Linked DNA regions of Homo sapiens: all the other regions are linked to region 3. A link is a contact called in ENCODE Hi-C or POLR2A ChIA-PET data. All regions are on one chromosome and are shown on one strand. The core of a region is the stretch at or near the end of the contact, and the rest is flanking DNA. Distances in the headings are between cores, read along the strand shown.

Region 1 (3,423 bases), core at 672-3,171, 3.7 Mb after region 3:
ATTCAATCAACAAATATTTGCCAACTGCATCCAAAACCAGGCGCCGTGCTAGGCACTAGAAACAAAAAAGAGAACAAAACAGACAGGTCATTTATGGACCTTACCCTGTGCTGTAGTGTGAGGAGACAAACAGTAAACAAATAAGATCACTTCAGTTAGTAATAAGTACTTTAAAAAAAAAATAGGGTGTTAAGAAAATAAGAAGAAAAGCCACAGACTGGGAGAAAATATTTACTAAAGACATCTGATAAAAGAATTGTTACCCAAAATATGCAAAGAACTTGTAAAATTCAACAATAAGAAAATGAACAACTTAATTTGAAAATGGGCAAAAATGCTGAACAAACATCTCACCAAAGATACAGAGAAGGCAAATAAGCATATGAAAGGTGCTCAACATTATATGTTTATTAGGAAATTGCAAATTAAAACAACGAGAGGCGGAGGTTGCAGTGAGCCAAGATCCTGCCACTGTACTTCAGCCTGAGAGACAGAGTATGACTCTGTGTCAAAAAATAAAAATTAAAATAAAAAAATTAAGTCTATTTTATTTATTTTTTTTAAAAAAGTTACTGCTGAAGGCCCGGCGCTGTGGCTCACGCTTGTAATCCCAGCACTTTGGGAGGCCGAGGCGGGTGGATCACGGGGTCAGGAGATCGAGACCATCCTGGCTAACACAGTGAAACCTCGTCTCTACTAAAAATACAAAAAATTAGCCCAGCATGGTGGCGGGCACCGGGAGGCGGAGGCAGGAGAATGGCGTGAACTTGAGAGGCAGAGCCTGCAGTGAGCCGAGATTGCGCCACTGCACTCCAGCCTGGGCGACACAGCGAGACTGTCTCAAAAAAAAAAAATTTACCACTGAAAAGAAATTAGCTCAAAGATGTGATAAAATGTCATCTGAGAACAAATCAAACCTCTCGAAACTAAGATATAACATAAACACCTGATAAAACATATGCTAATATTCATAATGAATTATAAAACCCAAATAATGAATGAAATCGAATTGTTTTCTAAACTGTACTTTCTTAAGACCAAATAACATAGTAAGGGTTGTTCTCCCTCTAAAATCTACTCTAATTTCACTCCTACCTCTCGCCAGTGTTCACTATCAAAACCTTGAAATATTCAAGTGGGAAATGCCATGTGAAGACTCTCTCAAAAATAAGCAAACAAATAAATATCATGACATACTAGAATATGAAAGGGGGAAGCGCAATTTTAATGTGGCAGTGAAGAACGGCACCTCTGCCAAGGTGACATGTGAGACTGGAGGGATCATTTGAAAACCAGGGGAAGGGCACGCCAAACACGCCAAGGCCCTGAGGCAGCCACAGGCTCGGTATCTTCAAGAAGCAGAAGGCAGGCTCGTGAATGAGGTGTGGAAGAGGAGGCCAGGCAAGAGGGCAGGGTCTTCATCATGCAGGTTTTGTAGGTATGGTAGGGAGTCTGGATTTTACTCAAAGTGTAAGAGAAGATGCTGAAGGTTTCAATCAGGAAATGACACAGTATGACTTGCTTTTTGTTAAAGATTTCTCTAGAAAGGACAAGAATGGAAGCAGGGAGTCCAATTAAAAGGCTCCATGGCAGAGCTGGTGGTGGCTTGGACTAGCTGGTAGCAGCAGACCTGCAAAGAAGTAAATCCACTTGAGATATGAAGCAGAATTAACAGGACTTGTTGACAAATTATTAACAGAAATTGGGGAAAGGGTGAAGGACAAGGCGCATAGCAGAGTGATTTCTGAATTTATCAATATTATCCTTAAACCTCCTTACAAAAAACTTGAGCATTGAAAACTACCATGCAGTTGGAACTTAGTAATGATAAAGAGTCTTGATGGAAAGTTTTAAATAGAAAACCATGATTTCTAAATCATTAGTCATGACATCTGCTTGAACAAATACATTTCAAGGCCATTCTCTTGTAGATTTTAAACCACAGCAAGAAGGTATTCAGTACTTTCTGGCATAAAAACTTCATGGAATGGACTCTGATTCATAACCATTTTGCAAATGAATATGAGTAGGGCAAACCCTATTAAACATTTACTTCAGCATTCCTATTAAGAGCCTCCATTTTAGAAAAAAACATTTATAAAAATAAAACAATTTGGTATCAGTGACTACAAAAGGAATCTGGGAGGTTTGCTATTGACTCTTCCCTCCCTAGAGTCCTCCCTTTATTCTCACAGACTCAGGTGTTTGCTTTCTATTTCTCTGGAGAGTCCTCTCCACTCCCCTGCCTGTTTTACATAGCCCCCCATTCTATATTAGGGGCTGAATTGTGTCCTCCCAAAATTCATATGTTGAAGCCCTAATTCCCAGGTCCTCAGAACATCACAGTATCTGGAAAAAAGGTCTTTAAAGAGGTAATTAAATTAATATGAGATTTTCAGGGTGCATCTTAATCCGATAAGAAATCTGGACTCAGACATACACACATACAGAGAAAAGACTGTGTTAAGACAAAAGGAGAGGGTGGCATCTACAAGCCAAGGCAAAAGGCCTCAGAGGAAACCAACCCTGACAACACCTTCATCTTCAACTTCTACCTCCAGACCTGTGAGAAAATATATTCCTGTCATTTAAACCACCCAGTCTGTGCTATTTTGTTAATGACGGACCTAGCAAATTGATACACTCTATATACCCTTTCCTACTCCCCGACCCCAAGAACATCTCATTCAAGGGCATGAATCTAGGTCTACTAAAATAATCCCCACATCTCTATCTCCAGGCCAGGTGTCCCTTCTGCACTTGAAATTCCTAGTAAATACTTCCACAAGTCCCCATGTGAGCTCCTGCCCTGACCCTCCTCCACTCCACACCAGGTCTCCCCTTCCTGCATTCCCTACTTGGTGAACGGAACCAACCCAGGTGCCTAAATCAGATACCTGGGAGTCATCCTCATAAAAACAAAAGTGGCTTCCATATGTTTACTCACATGCAAGAAAGAGCTTTGCATGTATCTTATCAAATCTTCTTAAGGGTCTTATAAAGCAGGAATTACTCTCCCTATTTTGTAAGTGAAGAAGCTGAGATTTGGGTTAATTGTGAGAGCCACTCCTTTAAGAAGTGACAGAGTCAGGATTTGAGCCCAGGTCTGCCTGACTCCAGGGCCTATGCTCCTCACCTAAATTACCCCCAATCTAATCAGGCCCCCTCAAACCCATACAATCTGTTTCCTAAATATCTTTGGATATTTTCCACCTTGTCTTTATCCTCCAAATGCCCTAATTTGGCCCCTAAGTATCTCTTTCAACCAAGGGGTTATCAAGACTGCTCTGCCTTTGGCCTCATTCCTCTCTAGTCTAGAATCCTTCTAATACAGAAAACTGATTGTATCCCATTCTTCAATGGCTCCCCATCCTATTCAGAATAAAATCTAAGCTTCTTTGCATTACACGGTCTTACTGCCCA
Region 2 (2,955 bases), core at 237-2,736, 4.3 Mb before region 3:
CTCCGCCTCCCGGGTTCAAGCGATTCTCCTGCCTCAGCCTCCTGAGTAGCTGGGATTACAAGCATGCGCCACCACGCCCAGCTAATTTTTGTATTTTCAGTAGACATAGGGTTTCACCATGTTGGTAAGGCTGGTCTCGAACTCCTGACCTCGTGATCCGCCCGCCTTGGCCTCCCAAAGTGCTGGGATTACAGGTGTGAGCCACCGCGCCCGGTCTTTGCCTGCCAATTCTTAAGTCCCTTGATATTTCTGCTTCCTCTTACTAATTAACTGAACCTCATCAGGAAAATATTAATGATGGTTCGAACACTCAGGAGACACAACCTCAGAACTCAAAATACCTCGCGGTCTACCAAAAGAGACCTATTTGATTCAAGACTGGAGGGGAGAAGCAGGAAAAAGGAGGGTACACGGCACGAAAAGCTGCTGGTCAGAGCAGCTGCCCCCAGCTTTTACACACTTACTGGTTTGCTAGGGTAAACGTTAGATAGATGCGTTTTTAGTTTCCCCACGGTCCAGTTCAAGAAGCAGCTAATAGTCTGGTCACTGTATTTCTGATTCGGTGCTTTAATGATGAGGGTCACAGGAATCTCCATCCCACTTTGGTCCATGGTGCCCCCAAAGTCAGACAGAGTCCAGAGGAGCGGCAGTTAAGCCCAAAAGAGCCGAGATGGTCACCGCCGGCGCGACTGGGATGAGGACAGAAGTGAGTTCTTAGTATTCCGTGTCCAAGTCAGTTACAAGTGCACTGGAGGATACGAAGCCCATTGCCGGTACCAAGGATGGACTGAGGTGGTGGCGACTGCGACGGTGGGGTCTGGGTGCCCGGCCGTGGAGGCAGCTCTCCCCGCCAGGTCCGGGCTCCGCCGGGCTCCGGACTGTGGAGGCCGTCGTGAGGAGAAAGGAAGCTATACGAAGGAAGGGTGGGAGGGATGAGGGCACAACGGCCGGCCCGGGGTCACTGCCCCGCCCCACCGCGACCCCCAAGCTGGAACGCAACAAGGCCCCTACGCCACGGCCCCGCGGTGCGGATCGGGGAAGCAGCTGGGCCGCTCAGGGCGGTCAGCGGGCACTGGGGTACCTGAGAGAAGGCCGCGGGGCCCGCCACCGCCGCCCTCCGCGCCCAGGCAGGGCCGCCAGCCACACCGTCCGGCCAGGCGTTTTCCGTGGCAGCCGCTCCCTTCCTGCTGCGCGGCGACCGGCACGGCCCAGCCCCGGGTCTCGCGAGGAGGCGCGGGTGAAAGGGAGAGAAGCTGACCGAAGGCGCGGCCCGGCTCTCCGCCTGACCCCTCAGTCTGGACAGCGCAGGGTGGCGGCAAGGCAGGGCTGGGCCGGGGGCGGCCCAGGCGACTACAGGTAGCAGGAGGGCGGGGACGAGAGCCGTTGCGCCACCGCTGGCGCGCCGGTTTTGTTGTTATTGCGAGGATTGTCTGGGGCCCCTTTAAGCCGGAACAGGCAGGGCGGAAGTGCGTCACCGGCGGCACGCCCCTGCACATGGACCTCCCCCGTCCCCGCCATCCCTGCCGATCCTGTTGCTGCCGCCTTCCCGCCGTGCTCGGGCTGCCCGGGACTCTAGCCGCCAGGCTTCGCGTCGCCCAGCGGCAGATCGGGCTCCTGGGAGCCTCTCCCCTGGCCGTTTGCTCGGCCTCGGCCCCAGCTGCCCTGGGGCCTAGCCACTAGCTCCCCTGGCGCTAGCCTACCCTGTCTTGACCGCACCCTGAAGATTTGGGAAGTCTTTCTCCATCCCAAGAGTCGTCTCTGCAAAAGTTGGTGTCCTTCCTGGTGCTGAACCACGCTTCTGCTCAAAATGTGTTGAGCGTCGTCTGTCTGCAAAGCACGGTGCCAGGAGCTTTGGTGGAGAAGGCATGGGGTACATGTGTAAAGAGTACAGGCTTTTGGTTAAACCTGAAGTCCTCCTCTACTTTCTGGGGGACCCTGGCCGTCCTTGCTGAGCCTCCGTTGACTTCTCTAATGGGGACGGTAATGCCTACCTGACCACAAGCTGATGAGTAAATGAGCTATGAGTGCAAAGTGTGGTGCAGTTCTGGCGTGTGCCAGCCTCTCAAGTGTCAGTTTCCGTCTCATTCCTCTTAATCTTCACTAAAATGGACAAGTATTCATTGAGCACCTAATGCGTGTTCAGTATGGTGGGAGATGAGGGATGACAGTATTATTTTTCTATTTTATAGGTTAGACATAGAACAAAAGGTTGAGTCTATTGCCCATAGCCGAACTTTTCTTCATTTTCTACTGTGGTTTAGAAGTCGGTATAGTAAGTTAAGGGTTGTTAGATGTGCATTTTCACAGCTCCCAGCTTCCACTTAGGAGTAGATAACATAGGGGACTTTGCGAGCTGGTCTCTTTCCCTCTTAGCTTCAGAAGGGCTTCGAGGTAGCCACCACTGAATTAGTTGAGAGACAAGGCACCCCTACGGAGGAAATCTCAACTGCACAACCCCTACTGTGCCCCAATTCAGCAGGAAGCAGTTAGAGCGGTGGTCAAACCTCCCCAATAGCACTTGGGTTTTCCTGTTGAGAGGGGGTACTGAGAGACAGGACTAGTTGGATTTCCTAGGCTGGCTAAGAATCCCTAAGCCTAGCTGGGAAATTGACCACGTCCACCTTTAAACACGGGGCTTGCAATTTAGCTCACACCCGACCAATCAGGTAGTAAAGAGAGCTCACTAAAATGCTAATTAGGGAAAAACAGGAGGTAAAGAAGTAGCCAATCATCTATCGCCTGAGAGCACAACAGGAGGGACAATGATCAGGATATAAACCCAGGCATTCAAGCCAGCGGTGGCTACCCTCTTTGGGTCCCCTCCCTTTGTATGGAAGCTCTGTTTTCACTCTATTAAATCTTGCAATTGCACACTTTTCTGGTACGTGTGTGTCACAGCTCAAGCTGAGCTTTCGCTCACCGTCCACCACTGCTGTCTGCCGCTGTCACAGACCC
Region 3 (3,214 bases), core at 159-2,658:
CATGTTTCTGAAAAAGCCACTTGCTAAACAGTCTTTGGTAGGAGGCTGGCTACAGGACCTTCACTCAACAATACTGTCAACCAGAAATTTGTTTTAGGAACCCTGCCCCCTATTTTTCTATTCAGTTTCCCAATGCCCATCCCATGGTGTTGCCCACCCAGGCCTGCCCTCCTGGGAAATGCTCTGACTTTAAGATTACCTATTCCTTTGCCTCCTCCTTTATCCTTCAGCAAACCAACATCCTTTGTACTCGGTCAGTGAAGTCTGATCTTAGCTTAAATCAGGCCAGTCTGTGATACTGTGATGTCAAACTGATTAAAATAATTTACACTAAGGTATTAACGATGGATAGATACCAAGTGTTTAAGAACTAAACCAACTGATGATCTGAACAAATGAATTTTCAAAGGGGTTACTACATTTAGTCATTGAACAGACGGCTTAGCTTTTTCTTTTATTAGAGGCAGGGCCTCGCCCTGCTGATTGGCCAGGCTGGGGTGCTGTGGCACGGTCATGGCTCACTCCAGCCTCGAACTCTTGAGCTCCAGAGATCCTCCTGCCTCAGCCTCCGGAGTAGCTGGGACTACAGGCGTGTGCCACTGCACAGGGTTAGCTTGCGTTTCCAACCATTCTAAAAGCCAATAAGCCATTTACATTTTAATCTAATTATCCCGAGTGCTTAGTCTGTAACTGAAGGGCAATTCTAAGGCAAGAAATGAGATGTGAGGTCACTATATGGCTATGTTTGGCAACCCCAAAGGTTTAGATATGAAGGTGAAAGTGGGTGAAGTACTAAGAGGGCAGTCCTCATTCGCACAAGATGTTTTTATTTCAAGCCTCCTGAGAATTTGGAATTTTCAGTAGTTCCTTTTAACATTCCACTTATTTCCTGTATTGATTTAAAGCTTTAAAAATTTTTATTTTAAAGTAAATAGTGTTACCGAAGCTTGAGCTGTGATTCCCAAGTGTGTTTTTTAGGATAAGAAGGGGCCTCGCGGAAGTTGCGGTGAGCCGAGATCGCACCATTGCACTCCAGCCTGGGCAACGAGAGCGAAACTCAGTCTCAAAAAAAAAAAAAAAAAAAATGGGGCCTCGAACTTTGGCGTACGTGAGACAAGTTAAACCAACGCCATCTCCACCCTGTTTTGCGGGGTGTTTTCTCTCCTTTCGCAGCTGTTCCACTCCCAGGGCTTGACTGAAGGTACACGGGGGGTAACTGCCTACTCCAGAAGGCCACCAACAGCATTATTTCCCTCGCAGTCTCCAGAAACACTTGTTCTCACTGTGACCTTTCGCTCAACAGGCAGGCAGTGCGGCGTCTGCAGAGCCGGAACCGGCACTGCGCGCTGGACGCAAGCAACAAGCACGACAGGCGCGCCACCACGGGCAGAGTCTCAAGCAACAGCAGTGGGCGGCACACGAATCCTCTCCTTTCTTTAACCCTTCTTCACACGGAGTCCCACCCTCGCCGGAAGCCGAGCGGTTTCTACATCATGCCACTTCCGGTGCGGCCTGCCGGCCCCTGGCGGGAGCGAGCACGCCAGTGCGCGGTAACTTTGTTCCCGCCTCTCTTGCCCCGGCCACCTCTCATCTTCGGCTTTCTCTGAGCGTGAATTGCGGGCGCGCTCCCGGTCGTACGTCAGGGCTGAGGGGAAAAGCCGAAAGAGCGAGGCGAGAAGGAGGGGTTGTGGAGGTTAGGGCCCAACCAGCAAGTCCCGTTGCTCTCCCTCCTCCTGACGAGGAGCGGAGAGGGAAGGGGAGGAGCGAGCCGGGGCAGGCCGCGCACACCAGGAGCCTCCTCGTGGAGGGGGGGAGCGGAGGAAAGGGGTAGCTCCGCCACCTCTGCTGGCGGCGGCGGCGGCGGCGAAAGAAGAAGAAAGTCAGGGCCCGTACCTACCGCCACAGACTCAGAAACGCCCCTGCCCCCATCTCCCCGGAAATAGCCCCCCGCCCAGCCCCGCACAGTCGCTGCCCCAACCGAGAGCCGCAGCCCGGTCGCCCCCGCCTCGCCCCGCCCCGCTGCCCAGCCCCGCGGGCCGCAGAGTGCGCGAGGCCCTAGGCCGGGAGTTGTTGTCAGGCCCAGGCCACTTCCGAGGCGCCTGCGGTGTGTCGCCGCCACCACAGGAGGACGACGTCGACGCCGAGGAGGAGGCGGTGGAGGCGTGTTGTTGTCTCGCCCACTCCCCTCCCCTGAACTTGCACCCAACGTCAGGGCGCGATGGAGTGAAGCGGCGACGAAGGTGGTACTTCCGCGTTGCGCTGCCCGAGCCGAGAGCGCGGCCAAGGCCGCTCCCCCACCCCCGGGGGCACTTGGAGGACTCGGGACTCCCCCGCAGGTCAGCGCCCGGCGCATCTGGTGTTTTCGCTGCCGAGGATAGGACGACGAGCGCAATCGGGAGCTCCGCCGCCCGGATTCCTGCTTCCCTGGGGCCCGGAGGCTGCTGCGTACCCCACTGTGACCTGGAACCCAGGGACCCGAGTCCCGACCCGGATTATCGTGGCGCTTTTCCCGGCCGGCTCTGGTGCTCGGTGTCCCTCCGCCGCCGCTCCCGTTTCCGGCGGGGGAGATGGCCAGGATCTGACCCGGGAGGAGGCCGCACCCGCGCCGCGCTCTGCGGCTGGCTCTAGGCGATGCCGAGCAGCTCGGACACGGCGCTGGGGGGAGGCGGGGGCCTGAGCTGGGCGGAGAAGAAGTTGGAGGAACGCCGCAAGCGGAGGCGATTCCTGTCCCCTCAGCAGCCGCCGCTGCTGTTGCCGCTCCTGCAGCCGCAGCTCCTGCAACCGCCGCCGCCCCCGCCGCCTCTGCTCTTCCTGGCTGCTCCCGGCACGGCCGCCGCCGCAGCCGCCGCCGCCGCGGCCTCCTCCTCTTGCTTCAGCCCGGGCCCCCCTCTGGAGGTCAAGCGGCTGGCGAGAGGCAAGAGGCGCGCAGGAGGGCGGCAGAAGCGGCGTCGCGGGCCCCGCGCCGGGCAGGAGGCGGAGAAGCGTCGGGTCTTCTCGCTGCCCCAGCCGCAGCAGGACGGCGGTGGCGGTGCTAGTAGCGGCGGGGGTGTGACCCCGCTGGTGGAATACGAGGATGTGAGCTCCCAGTCCGAGCAGGGGCTGCTGCTGGGGGGGGCCAGCGCGGCAACGGCGGCGACGGCTGCCGGGGGAACGGGGGGCAGCGGCGGGAGTCCGGCCTCCTCCTCCGGCACCCAGCGGCGCGGGGAGGGGTCGG

The links. Hi-C counts contacts between places; a loop is a spot of excess contacts on that map. ChIA-PET counts read pairs that join two places held with the same protein, here RNA polymerase II (POLR2A). Pooled maps may share reads with other maps.
Region 1: a map with no recorded cell type shows a loop between it and region 3 (6-fold over the local background). The contact joins the enhancer-like site here to the promoter of CDK13-DT in region 3. A Hi-C loop is called at or near these places in 1 of 37 single-sample maps with no recorded cell type and 3 of 50 pooled maps. POLR2A ChIA-PET finds 5 or more read pairs at or near these places in 1 of 52 experiments (activated B cell).
Region 2: a pooled map shows a loop between it and region 3 (10-fold over the local background). The contact joins the promoter of HERPUD2-AS1 here to the promoter of CDK13-DT in region 3. A Hi-C loop is called at or near these places in 10 of 50 pooled maps. POLR2A ChIA-PET finds 5 or more read pairs at or near these places in 2 of 52 experiments (CD4-positive, alpha-beta T cell and activated T-cell).

The regions. Positions count from the first base shown.
Region 1 is chr7:43,657,515-43,660,937 of GRCh38, forward strand. All of the region lies in intron 1 of COA1 (cytochrome c oxidase assembly factor 1), which reads right to left. Among named protein-coding and RNA genes, the nearest start is that of COA1, 70 kb to the right of the region's middle. Within about 2 kb of position 1,922, at least 6 of the 41 ENCODE cell types and tissues checked have a DNase peak (open chromatin) inside an H3K27ac peak, as active enhancers do.
Region 2 is chr7:35,693,720-35,696,674 of GRCh38, forward strand. It overlaps HERPUD2-AS1 (HERPUD2 antisense RNA 1), which reads left to right and starts at 1,487. Exons shown (of 1, transcript NR_136255.1): 1 at 1,487-2,955. HERPUD2 (HERPUD family member 2) reads right to left here and starts at 1,416. Exons shown (of 9, transcript NM_022373.5): 1 at 1,082-1,416; 2 at 465-908. The coding sequence starts at 611. RefSeq lists an enhancer at 555-1,442 and a silencer at 885-1,294.
Region 3 is chr7:39,948,011-39,951,224 of GRCh38, forward strand. It overlaps CDK13-DT (CDK13 divergent transcript), which reads right to left and starts at 1,409. Exons shown (of 1, transcript NR_158201.1): 1 at 1-1,409. It overlaps CDK13 (cyclin dependent kinase 13), which reads left to right and starts at 2,246. Exons shown (of 14, transcript NM_003718.5): 1 at 2,246-3,214. The coding sequence starts at 2,632. RefSeq lists enhancers at 484-673, 695-1,614, 804-853, 1,114-1,243, 1,314-1,563 and 2 more and silencers at 1,804-2,033, 2,824-3,113, 3,184-3,214.